Linked DNA regions of Mus musculus: region 1 is linked to region 2. Evidence: chromatin contacts called from ENCODE Hi-C or POLR2A ChIA-PET data. All regions are on one chromosome and are shown on one strand. Each heading gives the region's core, a stretch centred on a gene start or an enhancer-like site at or near the end of the contact. The rest is flanking DNA. Distances are from core to core; before and after follow the strand shown. Region 1 overlaps Nsmce2 (NSE2/MMS21 homolog, SMC5-SMC6 complex SUMO ligase). Region 2 overlaps Gm36819 (a long non-coding RNA gene).

Evidence for each region. A loop is a pair of places that touch in the nucleus more often than their neighbours do. ChIA-PET counts read pairs that join two places held with the same protein, here RNA polymerase II (POLR2A).
Region 1: a loop to region 2 is called in a map of Patski, with 2.8 times the contacts of the local background. The contact joins two enhancer-like sites. A Hi-C loop is called at or near these places in 1 of 37 maps with a recorded cell type or tissue (Patski). POLR2A ChIA-PET finds 5 or more read pairs at or near these places in 1 of 5 experiments (Patski).

What each region holds. Positions count from the first base shown.
Region 1 is chr15:59,545,730-59,552,369 of GRCm38, reverse strand. The region is part of intron 4 of Nsmce2 (NSE2/MMS21 homolog, SMC5-SMC6 complex SUMO ligase); the gene reads right to left. Among named protein-coding and RNA genes, the nearest start is that of Gm36677, 69 kb to the left of the region's middle. Within about 2 kb of position 2,383, at least 1 of the 3 ENCODE cell types and tissues checked has a DNase peak (open chromatin) inside an H3K27ac peak, as active enhancers do.
Region 2 is chr15:59,826,949-59,833,704 of GRCm38, reverse strand. Gm36819 (a long non-coding RNA gene) reads right to left here. Exons shown (of 3, transcript XR_384128.2): 2 at 6,514-6,583; 3 at 2,100-5,544. Among named protein-coding and RNA genes, the nearest start is that of Gm36819, 6.9 kb to the right of the region's middle. Within about 2 kb of position 5,346, at least 1 of the 3 ENCODE cell types and tissues checked has a DNase peak (open chromatin) inside an H3K27ac peak, as active enhancers do.

The sequences.
Region 1 (6,640 bases), core at 1,134-3,633, 280 kb after region 2:
CAAGTTGATGTTTTTATTATCTGTGTATTTTCCAAAGACTGAGGGGGGGGGGACGACGACAGTGGGACCCTTTTCTTTGGAGAGCTAGATAAGGAAACTGAAACATAAATTCTCGGATTTTATACTGATTTGGGGCTTCCTTTTAATTTCTTCTTTCTTTTCCTTCCTTTCTTTTCTTTTAAACACAGGGTCTCACCATGTAACTCTGTCTTGGAATACCCTATGTAGACAAGGCTAGCCTCAAAATCGCAGAGAATACCGGCCTCTGTCTCTCCATTGCTGGGATTAAAGGTGTGATCTGGTCCCAACTGCCCCTGGGCCTTATTTTTTACTTATATGTATTGTGTATACGTGCACATTTGCGTGTGCTGGTATATGCCTGTGTGAGGGCGGAGTGTCCATGTTTGCAGAGGCCAGGAGATAGACTTCGGTGTGATGTTCTTGGCATAGGGCAGCCTGACAACTGAGCTTGAAAGATCACATTTCTACCCCTTCAGCACTGGGACCCTAAGCTTGTGCCACCATGTCTGACTACATGGGAGCTGGGGACCCGATACTGGTCCCCGCATTTGCAATGAAGGACTTCACAGACTGAGATTTCTTTTCCTTCTTCCCAGCTTGGGTTTTAAGTAAAACAATTAATTAAATGAGCTAACGGGATTTCTTTCTCTCTGGTGTCTGATCCCACGCAGCACTTGAGGACAGTTGTTTCCTTAGCTGGCAATGACTCGGCAGAGGAAAGGGATTGCCGCTTTTGCTGCTGCTGCTGCGGCTGCTGCTGCTGGGAATCAGATCCAAGTCCTCTGCCAGGGGCAAAACCAAATGCCTCAGTGGTCCCCAGAGCACACCTTTGCCCATTACACAACGGCAGCAAGGAGGAAGCAAGCAGGCAGCTGACTAGACTTCCAGCTACTCTGTCAGAATCAATCTAGTTTCCACTGCAGGGATTAATCTAACATGCTGAGAGACGGCGCGGGCTTTCCCCTTTAGCCAATATGAAGCCATCACTAAGCCATACTCTTTACTTTTATTTATTTATTTTTATTTTTTATTTTTTAATGGTTTTTCGAGACAGGGTTTCTCTGTATAGCCCTGGCTGGTCTGGAACTCACTTTGTAGACCAGGCTGGCTTCGAACTCAGAAATCCACCTGCCTCTGCCTCCCAAGTGCTGGGATTAAATGCGTGCACCACCACACCCGGCTTTTACTTTTATTATAAGTGATTACACATAAGGCATTGCATAAACATGCTTGGTTAGTGGTTACATTGCAATCCAGCAGTAGTATGATGCAGATATTCAGTGTCTTAATAATTGAACTGGAAAATTATAAAAGTGGGCTTCAGGAGGAGGCCAAAGTGAACTACAGTGACTCATCGCCAGGGCCATCCTGACCTGAGCCTTCACTGAGATGTGCTCTTGACAAGAGAATGGTGCAGAGAATGACAAGATGTTTCCCTTCACAGGGTTCCACTAGTGAGGAGCCACAAAGAGCAGAAAACTAAGATACCAGCCGATCTTCTTTTGGAAACTGTGCTGAGATCAGAATGCACAAGCATACTTGCGATGTACCTACCAGTCACTGCTCTCGCTTACTGGCCACTCCTCCAGCTCCAGGCACTGCTCCAGATTATTCCTTTTATCCCCCGTGAACATCTTATAATGTCCCAATTCTCATGTCAGGGATGAAAAGACCAAGGAGCGGAAAAGGTTACATAACTTGCCGCCTCTCACGGTTGGTGGGCTGGAAAGGAACTCCCTGCTCTCCGACTGCACTCTGAGTGACGCATCGTCTCTACTTGACATTTTGGGGCTCTGTCCCAAGTACTCTGTAGGGTCCTAACAAAATGGTTCACATATTTTCCTGATGTTTCACACAGCTAATTACACAACCAATTAGTTTCCCAACCAAAAGATAGCATCTACGGTTTCTGCCTCTACTTCAGTCTGCTTAAGTTCATGGTAGAGATGAAAATGAAATCGGCCCCCAGCCTACATGTTTATCATCTTTTGGAGGTTCTCACAGGACAGATTTCCTGCTTAAAAACCTTTTAGCCAGACTGCTGCTTCTTGTTTTGACAGTCCAATCTTATTAGATCATGTTCTAGCACAATGCGGGCCTTGCTCAATACTCTGAAATTTCAGACCTACCAAAGCTATGAGCAACTTTTTGATTGAGAAGTCCACGACCTCATGTGAAACCAGAGTCATGGGAATTGGAAGAAATGCACAAAACCCCTGCGATGGTAAAGTGAAATATGACAACGGTGGAGTGACGTGACCCACAGTTCCAGGAGACATGCTTCCTCACGGTCATGACTACATGACAGCGTCTCTAAGGACTCCATGTGCTGGCCTGCTTTCAGCAGTGTTCAAATCGCCCTCACGTGGTTGGCAGGTGGCCAGAGAATAATGAGGTGGTAGGAAAAGGGCAGATTTTGCCAACGGAGGTTAGGTAGTCTAAATGGAACCAAGAGAGGGGCTGGCCATACAACGGGTGAGAAAAGGGTGTGTAAGGGGTGGGGGCAAACGGCTTACTGATGCAGTGATTTGCAAAGACTTGTTCACATTACCTCTGTACTATGGACTCATGACTCAGTTTTCAAGCCAGTGGAAGCCAAACAGGTATCTCGTTTCCCCTCTGCAGCTCCACACTCCCTTCCCCACAGACAGCCTAGCTTCAAACCTATGAGCAGCCAAAAGGGGACAACTAAGGATATGTTTAGCATGTACACTGCTGGGAACCATGGGGCAGAGGGAGAAGAGCTGTGACACAGAAACACCAGCAGGTAGGGATCGTCTTCAACTGTGTGACTTTACAAGAGGATTGATCAAAGAATGCTGCCCTTAGGAATTATATCTTAAAGCACACTGTAGGCCTGAGACTCAGTATTTGGCAACTTGTTAAAATTAGGTCAGGAGTGTGATGAGGAGAATTTGTACTTTTCACTTTTATTGTAGAGAAAATGGCACAGGACTCTGTAGGAACACTGTTAAACCTGCATCCAGGAAGTAGGCCAGGCTGAAGCTACGTCAAGGTAGAAGGGTCAATGAGGGACCTCCATGTCACTGAGGCAGACAGCCTCTACACGGCAGCCTGTGCTGTCAGAGACAGTACTAAAAGAAGCTGGAAATGCTGATTCTGATGGGAACCCTTCTAACTGGTGTATGTTGCAACCGAAGATACATGTGTATACAACTCCCCTGGCCAACCCAAACACATCTGTGGCTGGAACCAGCACACTGAGAGCTGGTGTCTGACCTTGGTGACCACAGTGATGACTCTTAACCCTTACAGCACAGAGAGGAAACAAGCGCTGGCTTGTCTTCCATAAAGTCACTTACACCGCTGCCTGGTCAAAAGACTCTTTGTAAGTCCAGCCTGTGGGACCTGCAGAGAGGTCCAAGAAGGCCATGGGCCTCCTTCACTAACAATGCCAAGCCTGTCGCTGTTGAGAGAGGGAGGTATTCTGAGGTCTTTGGGAGAATTTAGAAAGGTGTCAGTCAGGAAGATGAGGTGTTTGGTGGCTTCATACTGAGTTATGACCACCTGCTCTGAGCTCTCTAACTGCTTATTTAAAACTGCAGGGTTTGTTTCTTGTTGCCATGAGTGCCAAAGGAGCCCAACAGACATGTCATATAGGGCTGTCAACTGGCAGCTCAAAAGGTCTCCTGGAAAATTTCATTCGGCTACAAAGAGAAGACTGCATCCCCCTATGATCAGACACTTTAGCATCCAAGTCTGGATGCTTGCTTGCCCACTGTGCCTATGATAAACCAGACATTTTTCTACGTCGTGCTTCCAAAGCCCTATCTCCTGGCTGTCAGACTTCTTTTTCTTTTTTAAAGTCATTTTCATTTATGCGTATGTATCTGTCTGAATGTATTCAGATGCCTGTAGAGGCCAGAAAAGGGTGTCAGATGCCCCAGAGTTGCAGTTACAGACCATCTGATATCAGTGCTGGAAACTGAACTCAGCTTTGCAAGAGCAGCAAGAGTGCTTTTAACTGCTGAGCTATCGCTTCAGTCCCCAAGAGTGGCAGGCTTTGAAATCGACCATACTGTGTGGTGTGGGACAAGAAGGTGCTGTGTGTCTCTAATGCACAAGCGTGTGTGTGTGTGTGAGTGTGAGAGAGAGAGAGAGAGAGTGTGTGTGTGTGTGTGTGTGAGAGAGAGAGAGAGAGTGTGTGTGTGTGTGTGTGAGAGAGTGTGTGTGTGTGTGTGTGTGAGAGAGAGAGAGAGAGAGAGAGAGAGAGAGAGAGAGAGAGAGAGAGAGAATATGAAGGTATTGCTATATAGCTCAGGTTGGCCTAGAATTCACCATCCTGGTCCTGCCACTTGAGCCCTGTGATTACAGGTGTGTGTCACCAAGCAGGGGCCTTCATTTTAAAAAGGAGAGAGCTTCTTTTCTCTGGCATGGAAGTAATGGATTAGGTGCTCACAAAGTGGAGCTAGATGTTACACTCTTCTCTTCATGTTAGGTGAGAGCTGGCTTGGAGGGATCTGTGCTGGGCTGGGAAATGAGCCCTCACCAACAGATGCTGCTTTGTTAAGAGCCCTGTCTTGTGTACGCCAAGAATGGTGTTTGTCCTCACCAGGCCCTGTGGACTGTAGGCACTATTAACACCTCACTTGTAGAGGGCTGACGCACTGAGGCTAAGTGTGCTGTCCAGCACCCTACAGTGACTAGCACAGCAAGAATTCAAACCCCAGCGCCTCTGTTCGTCTATGAATTTTCCTTTCTTTCTAATTTTTTCTTTGTTTGTCTGTTTTTCTGAGAAGGATTTCCCTGTATGGCCTTGGCTGTCTTGGACTCACTCTAGATCAGGTTGGTCTCAAACTCACAGAGATTTGCCTCCCTTGTACGGTGTTAAAAGGTGTGTGACAACAGCACCTGGCTTTCTTTATTGAATTTTTTAAAGATCCATTTTATGTACATGTTTCTCTATGTGAGTTTATGTGTACCATGTACATGCAGGAGCCTCTGGCAGCCAGAGAGGACTTCTGTTCTCCTGAAAGCCGAGTTACAGGTGGCTGGCAACCTTTGTGTGGGTGCTGGGAACTGAACCAGCATTCTTCACAAGAACAGTGAGCTCTCTTAACTGCTGAGCCATCTTTCTAGCACCCTAGGTCTCTGTGTTAACAATGTTTAGCACAGAGGAAGCCTCTTAAAATGAAGAGGCCTACCAAGGTAAAGGTTATAACGGAAGATCAGACTACTTACTATAAACCAGAGGCCCGAGGCGTGCTGCTCTGACGCGTGGGGAAATGATGTGCTGCTTCCCAGTTTTACCCAGGTCCTATGTGTACTCTGAGATGTCTTGTATCTGAAAATGATGCACCCAGGGGAAAGATACAAGACATCTCAGAGTACACATTTGATCTAATATGTATGGAAGAGGGACAGAGTTTCCATGGGGCTATGGGGTCCCAAAAGGGCAAGGGGGTGGGACAGGAGGTGGAAAATAACGGCTTCTTAGTGTTTCTTTAAAATGGAAAGAGTCTAGTTCCTTGGCTTTAGCCCTTGAGCCTGGCTTTGGGATTAAGCTTATGTAGGACTCTCTAAGAATGCCCCATGACAAAACTTTGGGGTGAGCTCTAACTGATAATGCCTTGTCAGGGTTGTCTAATGGCTTTTGTACTGAAGAATCTATTTGCTCTGAAACTAAGCTCCAACAATAACTGTACAATGGACAGTTTAATACGGTGCTGATGAAAAGCTTACACACCAAAGCACAATGTTTAAACCTGGCCAGAAAAAACCGTACACAGTCAACAGTACATGCATTCTTAAAAAACCGTACACAGCTCAACAGTACATGCATTCTTAAAGCCCAAGGCTAGGCGAGCACTCGCCTCACGTCCTTAGGCCATGCTTCTCTTTAGTCAGTTACTCTCTGGCCCTGCTCAGCGGCCTCATGCATGTCCCACAGCACAAGCTCCCATCTTCCCATCACCCCCACCTCGACCCTAACCCTCTCTTGAGCTTCAGGTCTGCTTTTCCAGCTGCCTTCAAGAGACCTCACCCAATGTTAGCAATTCCAGTGCAGCTTTTTCTGATCCAGAATCCCCACTCTGCTCAGTGTGGTGGCTCACACCTGCAATCCCAGCACCTGGGAGGCTGATGTGGGAGTACTGTCATGAGTTTGCAGCCAGACTGGGCTATGTAATAAGTTCCAAGCCACCCTGAGCTGAGTGAGTTTACTTAAAGTGGTTTAAAAGTAGCCTTTGCTGTCACACATGCCTGTCCTCATGTTTTCTCCCAAGGCTCTGGGTTCCCCTGAGCTTCTATTTCCACAGTGGTAAAATGGCAAAGCCACTGCTTACCACTGCAGACTTGTCATGATGACTAAACCAAGCACTACATTAAGTTCTTTAGCTCAACACCAGGCATATAATTTCTGCCTGTATTACAGCAGTACCTTTTATTACTCTCTGCCCCAGCTAGCCCAACCTTTCTATCATTCCACCCACAGACCTGAAGAACTCAAAGCCATCCTTGGCTTTAGAACTCTTCCTATGTTCCCTTAGCTAAGTGGTTCCTATGTCCTGTCCACTGTACTTTTAAAACTGCCAAGCCTTGGGCCAGCGAAATGGTTCAGCAGGTAAAGGTGCTTGCCCTCAAATTTGGTGACCTGAGT
Region 2 (6,756 bases), core at 4,097-6,596:
GCTTCAAGCATGGCCTAAGAGAGCTCCCCAGAGATCTGGTTCCCACCCAGACTTCAACTTGCCCTTGAGGCTTCTGTCCTTCAGACGATTTGTATCAATATTTGCAACTTAACAATGATAACTTTTAAATGAAAATGTATAGTCAAATTTGCTGTGCCTTGAGGTGTTTTTTAGATGTCCCCAGGTGACCTCTGGTGGGTGTGTTTGCTTGGTTATGTTGCTGTGGACCACATAACCACAAACTTGGAGGTATGATGCAACACACATTTGTTTTCTCACAGTTTCTATGGATCAGTTTCAGGTCTGATGGAAGTGGATTCTGTGCTTTGTGTCTTATTGAGCAATAATCAAAGTGTCTGGCAGGCTGTATTCTCGTCTGTACACTCGACTGGAAGAGAATGGACTTTTCTGGCCCATTATATTGGTAGAATAAAATTCATATAACTGTTCCATTGAGGGTCCTGGCTTTTTGTTGGCTGTTGTTAAAGGTTGTCCTTGTAGTACGTGTGCCCCCTGAAGTTCCTGGGGCTACATTTCCCAATATGGCTGCTTGCTTTATCCATCCCTTAAGAGGCTCTGCTGAGGCAAGGTCTAATACACCATAATATAATTACCTAAAAGACACTGTGGCCTTTGGCATGTTTTTTGTGGATTAGGAACAAGTCAGATTAGGAACAACCAAAAGGGGGAATATTACAATGGCATGAACCCCAGGAGCTTAAAAACCATTGCATACACTAGCAAGATTTTGCTGAAAGGACCCAGATATGGCTGTCTCTTGTGAGGCTATGCCAGGGCCTAGCAAACACAGAAGTGGATGCTCACAGTCAGCTATTGGATGGATCACAGGGCCCCCAATGGAGGAGCTAGAGAAAGTACCCAAGGAACTAAAGGGATCTGCAACCCTATAGGTGGAACAACAATATGAACTAACCAGTACCCCCGGAGTCCGGGTCTCTAGCTGCATATGTATCAGAAGATGGCCTAGTCAGCCATCAGTGGAAAGAGAGGCCCATTGGTCAGTCGTGCAAACTTTATATGCCTCAGTACAGGGGAACGACAGGGCCAAGAAGTGGGAGTGGGTGGGTGGGGGAGTGGGTGGGGGAGCGTGGAGGGGACTTTTGGGATAACATTGGAAATGTAAATGAAATAAATATGTAATTTAAAAAAAAAGAACACAATAAAAAAATCATGGAGGCCTAAAATATGTCTCCCACATTGAGGTTGTTTGAACTCTAACCACTGTGCTTCAGCCTGTCCTGTAACAGCACCATCACCAGCAAGTAATATGATCTCATGCCCTTCTCAGTCTACTAGTAAGTAGATGAAGGGTCTGACCCCAAGGACAACTCTACTAAACTGCCAACAACCATATAATTGTTTTGAAGTTGTATCTCATTACCTTAGAAATTGAGTGATATTTACATTGGGATTCCTGTTTATTTTCACGTAAGAAAATTTTTCTCAAATATTTGCTGGTTAAGAGTTGATAAGTTTGATGACGTGAAATTTACAAGATTCTCCACAGCAAAGGAAACAATCACCAGAGTGAAGAGACAGCTATAGAATGGGGGACAGAAACCGTTCACAGCTGTTCATCAGACCAGGCATTACTGTCTAGAATAAAAATAAATAAAGAAGGCAACCATTGCACGCATGCAAAGCTGTATCATTCAGTCAACAAAGGCACTAATGAACTTCATTCTCAAAAGGAGAAATACAAAGAACCTATAAATACTTGGAAAAGGGGTTCAATATATTTAGCTTTCAGGTGGATGAAGATTAAGACCGCTTTAAGAGTTCCTGTCACCCTGGTCAGAATGGATATTATCAAGGAACAGGTGACAGCAAAAGCTGGCAGCATATGGAGAGAGGGGAGCTTTTCCTTGTTGCTGGTAGCAATTAAAGTGTTCAGCCCCTATGGAACCAAGTAAAGATTTCTCGACAAACTAAAAGAGGAACTACCATGTAACCCAGCTCTACCACTCTTGGGTATATACCCAAAAGACTTAAGACAACATACCACAGAGACACTTTCATATCCATATTTATTGCCACCCTGTGCAACAACAAAGAAGTGGAACCAGCCTGGACGGATAGATAAGGAAAAAGTGGTACACAACATAATGGACTTTCAGTTGATTAATATTTTCTGATTAGACATTTGAATTTGCTACCAATGGTACCACTCTAAACCACCAAGTATTATCACATGTATTACCCAGGAATTAAAAAAAAAATTAAGACTCCCTTGACCTGTGGTTTGTCCCCTATGTTCAGGAAAACACCATAAAGACACAAGAGCGTTAAGACTCTTTCCCAATGGGGCAGTCAGGATGGTGATGGGAAATAAAGGGTTAACTCGGGTGAGGAAAGTCTACAGAGGATCTGGTTCCAGACTCCAGACCCAGCAGCTGTGTGAACAGAGTGAAGTCATTTCCCGTTCTGTAAAGTGGAATTAATAATAAGTGCCTTTCTTACATCACACTGTTATTACGAAACTCAAATTACAGAACCAGGGCGAAAGCTTTGTAATATGTGAGGTTATAGACCAAGGAAGGGATGGAAATCACCAACACTATCATCATCATCTTTACTGCAGGCTGTTATAAGGTAAAACCAATAAAAGTTCTAATGCATCAGGCAAAGTCCAGCCAAGTCAACAGAAACCACGGAGTACTGGGAACCAGGGGGAAATTCAAGTACAAAAATGAGAGGGAAGGGAGGGCAGAAAGCGGTGAGCAACCCAGGACAGCACCAAGCAGGAGGCAAGACCAGAGCACCTAAGACCTGGAATCACTCACTGAAGAATCCCCGCAGAAACAAGGTTGTCTCAGCTGATGGTTCCTAGTGGTCAGCAAAACCTATTAAAAGCCATGGTGTGGCTCTGAGAACTCTGAGTCAAGAAGAAAGTGCGGGCCTGGTGAGATTTCTCCTAGAGCCAACAGGTAGAACTTTGCTCCCATCTCTGCTGCCGCCGCCCGAGGTGCCCCTCACCCCAACATTTACAATAGCAAGCACCTTCCCTTCTATAATGTAAAGCCAGGGTCTCGGCCACCTCGGCCTCCCCTTCTAGAACCACCTCGAGGGATGGTAGGTATGTCTTCACAAGACTTATTCACATAGTGACGAAACCCGTGTGGACCATGTGTCCGTGGCCCTCTTATCATTTATATAAAGCCCCAAAACTGGCTGATCGGTCCTTTCCTGGGAGGACAGAGACTTGGGTCCAAGGTTGTCTCCCTTCGATGTTACAATTTTTGTTACGTTGTCGTTCTATTCAGGGCAGAGAAAAATGAAATCTTAAAAGAGTTGTTATTTTTGAAAGAGAAAAGAATCTTGGAAATTTCGAGGGCATTAGAGAGTCCCCTCCCCCGTTGTAGCCCTGGCAGAACTGTTAGGAAATCCATTCCTCTGAGGTATGTGTGTTTGCACTAAGCACATAAAATCTGTGTACATGTTCATATACAGACACACACACACTGTTCTTGGGAAGTGAAGATATGCTATCCAGAGCAAAGGCAGGGAGGAGAAGTGTTAAAGCGCATCTCTGTGCTGCACTGCCCTCTGCCTAAGACACGTGCACATGATGGGGCTTCCTTGTCTAAGGATGTCACTGTAGCTTTGGTGGAGAAATTCCTTAAGTGGCTTCTGATGGTCACACTTCATCTTCTGGCTTCGGATATGACACCTATAAGCTGGTGAGTTCTACTTTCAGGAGCCAATCGTGCGTGCTCATGAGCACATCCACACACATAGGAGAAGCTAGACCTTCCCCATAAAAAGGAAGAACAAAGGCAGGATTCCTGTGAACTTAAGAGAAATGCAAGCTTGTAGCTAATGAAGAAATGGAAACTAAAATGGTATCAGAACACAGAGGCTCATTTCCTCAAAACTTGATGATGGCCCCTGTTGAGGGGACCAGAAACCCGTCTTTATCTTAGGATTCCCAGGCCCCTCAGCTGCCCTGTAAAGGCTCATGTGACCATTTTGTCTCTCAGCTCTTTGAATTTGGCCTGTGTTTCTAGGAGACTTGAGTCAGGGACTGTATGTCTGGTCACTCAGGTAATTCACTACACAACTGGGAGAGGAGGGCCACTTCTACCAGACAATGTAACTGGATCCTTCCCAGTGATGTGGAGTGCTTCTACAAAGACATGATTGCTAATTGATTCTGTAACACTGCCATCTACACGTCATGATTCTCTCTGAGTCAGTCCCTTCCCTGTGCCTGATACCTTGCTCAGTAACCAGGACCTAACAATACCTCAATAAAAATCCTCAGAATTCAGAAGCAAGGAACTGGAGAAGATGGCCTTCACCTCGCTCAGACCCAGAACAAGCAAATATTGTAGAGAACAAAATGTTATGAGAACATGCCTGCTTCCTGGGTTATCCTTTAGAGAAGACATACAACACTGCAGTTGACATCTCTGGTTCTGAGGTAGAAAGGATCTGGGTTTTGAGTCACGGCTCCACAACTTACTGGGTCCTACTGAGCATGCTCCCAAACTGCCCCACGGCTGAATCTTCTATTCTGTGAGAAGTCAGTGAGACGAAGCCTCTATGGAGGGCCTGAAATGTGGTAAGACTTGCTCTATGCATCTCAGCTATAGTTGGAAAGTTACGATGTCAACTAATCAATTCAACAACGATCCCTGAGAGCAGACTTTCCCGCACCCAGACTTCCTATCCCAGGCGGGAGACTATGCCCAAAACCTACAAAGTGCTCAATAACAGCTGTCGGATGGAGGGGAGGAAGAAGGGGAAGAAGAAAGAGGAAGAGGAGAGTGGGAAGAAAGTGAGGATGCATGATGAAAGATGATGAAAGAGAGTCTGGAAAGTGAGGGGTCACTGACGGGGTCATAGGGGTGCAGCTCCTGTTCTGCCATCTCTAACTCTGTAACTCTGAGCTAGTCCATCCCTCTGCCTCACTCTGGAATATTTTAAGATGGAAGGTCCCTTCCCCAGCCAGCATCTGGTGGTGCCTGTCTAGTGGAGAGCAGAGGGGCAGGTGCTTGTTCCTGTTTGCAACACTTCCGCTGGCCTGAAGATGGCACCTCTGAGTCAGAAAGAAGCCAGTTTCTGCAGCCTCAGCTTCCAAGCATCTAAGTGCCTAGCAGACGGGATCTAGGGAAATCTATTGCTTGTTGCCTGAGGCAGTGAATGACTCCGCTTCCTTCCTTGCCTACCCCGCTTCTCCCAGTGCCCTCATATGGGGAGGCAGCTGGCTCTGTCATCCAGGTCCTGTTTCTTGCTGGTTGGCCTTGCGCAAAGGCACCCTGCTTTCCTGAGGACTCTTTCACTGTCAGCAAAAGGAGAATTACAGTCCCGGACTTAGTGCGAACTTCACATCAGATGCAGAGCACCGTGCCAAGCACCTGGTGGGGGACTCGTGAAGGATGGCTTCCATTTCTTCCAGGCCTTCCCCAGAATGTGGTCAGCACAGGAGAGGAATGAGTGGGACGACGAGGGAAGAGGAGATGACTCCAGAAAGATGACGTCACTCTGTGACAGGATGCTTCTGCTCGTATATGCCTGGTACTGCGGGGAGTGAATAAAGTCCTGAGTGAATGTTTGTTGGTGACAGGAAAAGGGCCACGAAAGTGGTCACGTCAATGCCACCAATGCCTCAGACTCACGGGAATTAGAAAGCCTTTCCCTGGTGCATGGATATTGGATACTGGCAGAAAATGTCCAGGGCAGCTTCCTCCTCCCGTGTGTTCACAGCCCGAGACTGCTCCCCATAGAGACCCCCACCAAGACTAGTTAAGTCTGCCCTCCTCCTTCAGCTGCATACTACACACTTGTTCAGCTGTGGACAGCCAACCCAGCTCCTTAGTACGGGTGTATGAAATGAACTGCTGAGTTCTATCAGAGCACATGACCCACCTGGTCCCAGCTTTCCTGCGCCTGTGCCTTTGTGCCTGCTTTCTTTTATTCCCTGTTGCCCCAGTCAGGTCAGTCCCTAAGCTGTTCAACTGTGTCCCTTCAAGGACCCATGTCTGTTTACTCTCCCCCTCGTCTCCCAAAGCCAGAGAGCAACGGTTGCCTTTCTGAATGAATAATGCAGCGGCTGCATTACGATCACCCTGCCCTTTGCTAGGCCTTTTGTGGGCTTTGACCTTACATATGCATATAGAGCTGCCATCTTTCCATATCCAGCTTCTGTGGCATGACCATGCTCTGTAAATGCATGGCTTTTACCGTGCAGTTTACTCTTCATATACTGAGCACCTCTGGGCACATGGCTGCCTGCTCAGTGTTCAACAGATGAGAGGTCCTGGAGGCTTGGCTGGCCTTCAGGCCAGAGATCCTGCTGCTAAGAAGGATGCACAGAGCCATCCAGGGTAAAGAAGACTCAAACGCTAGAAAATTAAGGCAAAAGACCATTGTACACCATTCCTCACATTCACATCCCAAGTGTTCTTTGGTTGTGATCACTTGATCTCTGTAGAGAGCTGAGTACCACCATCAGCAGATGGGGAAACTGAGTCTGTGAAGGAGACTTACCCAGGATGGCAGAGCCAGACAGAAGGACAGGGTCCTCTACTCCAATGAGCCAGTCTCAAGAGAGTGGGTCCTAGACAACAAGTAGTTTCAATGGTGTGAAAATGAGAACCACAGTATATTTTTAAAAATCATAAAGAGCTGGCTTCTGTCATGTGACTCACCAGCCCCAGGCCTGCGTGAGGCTGGGGTTGTATTTGTCCCAACACAAAGCTTTTAAGGAATGAATTGCCATGATCCTTGCAT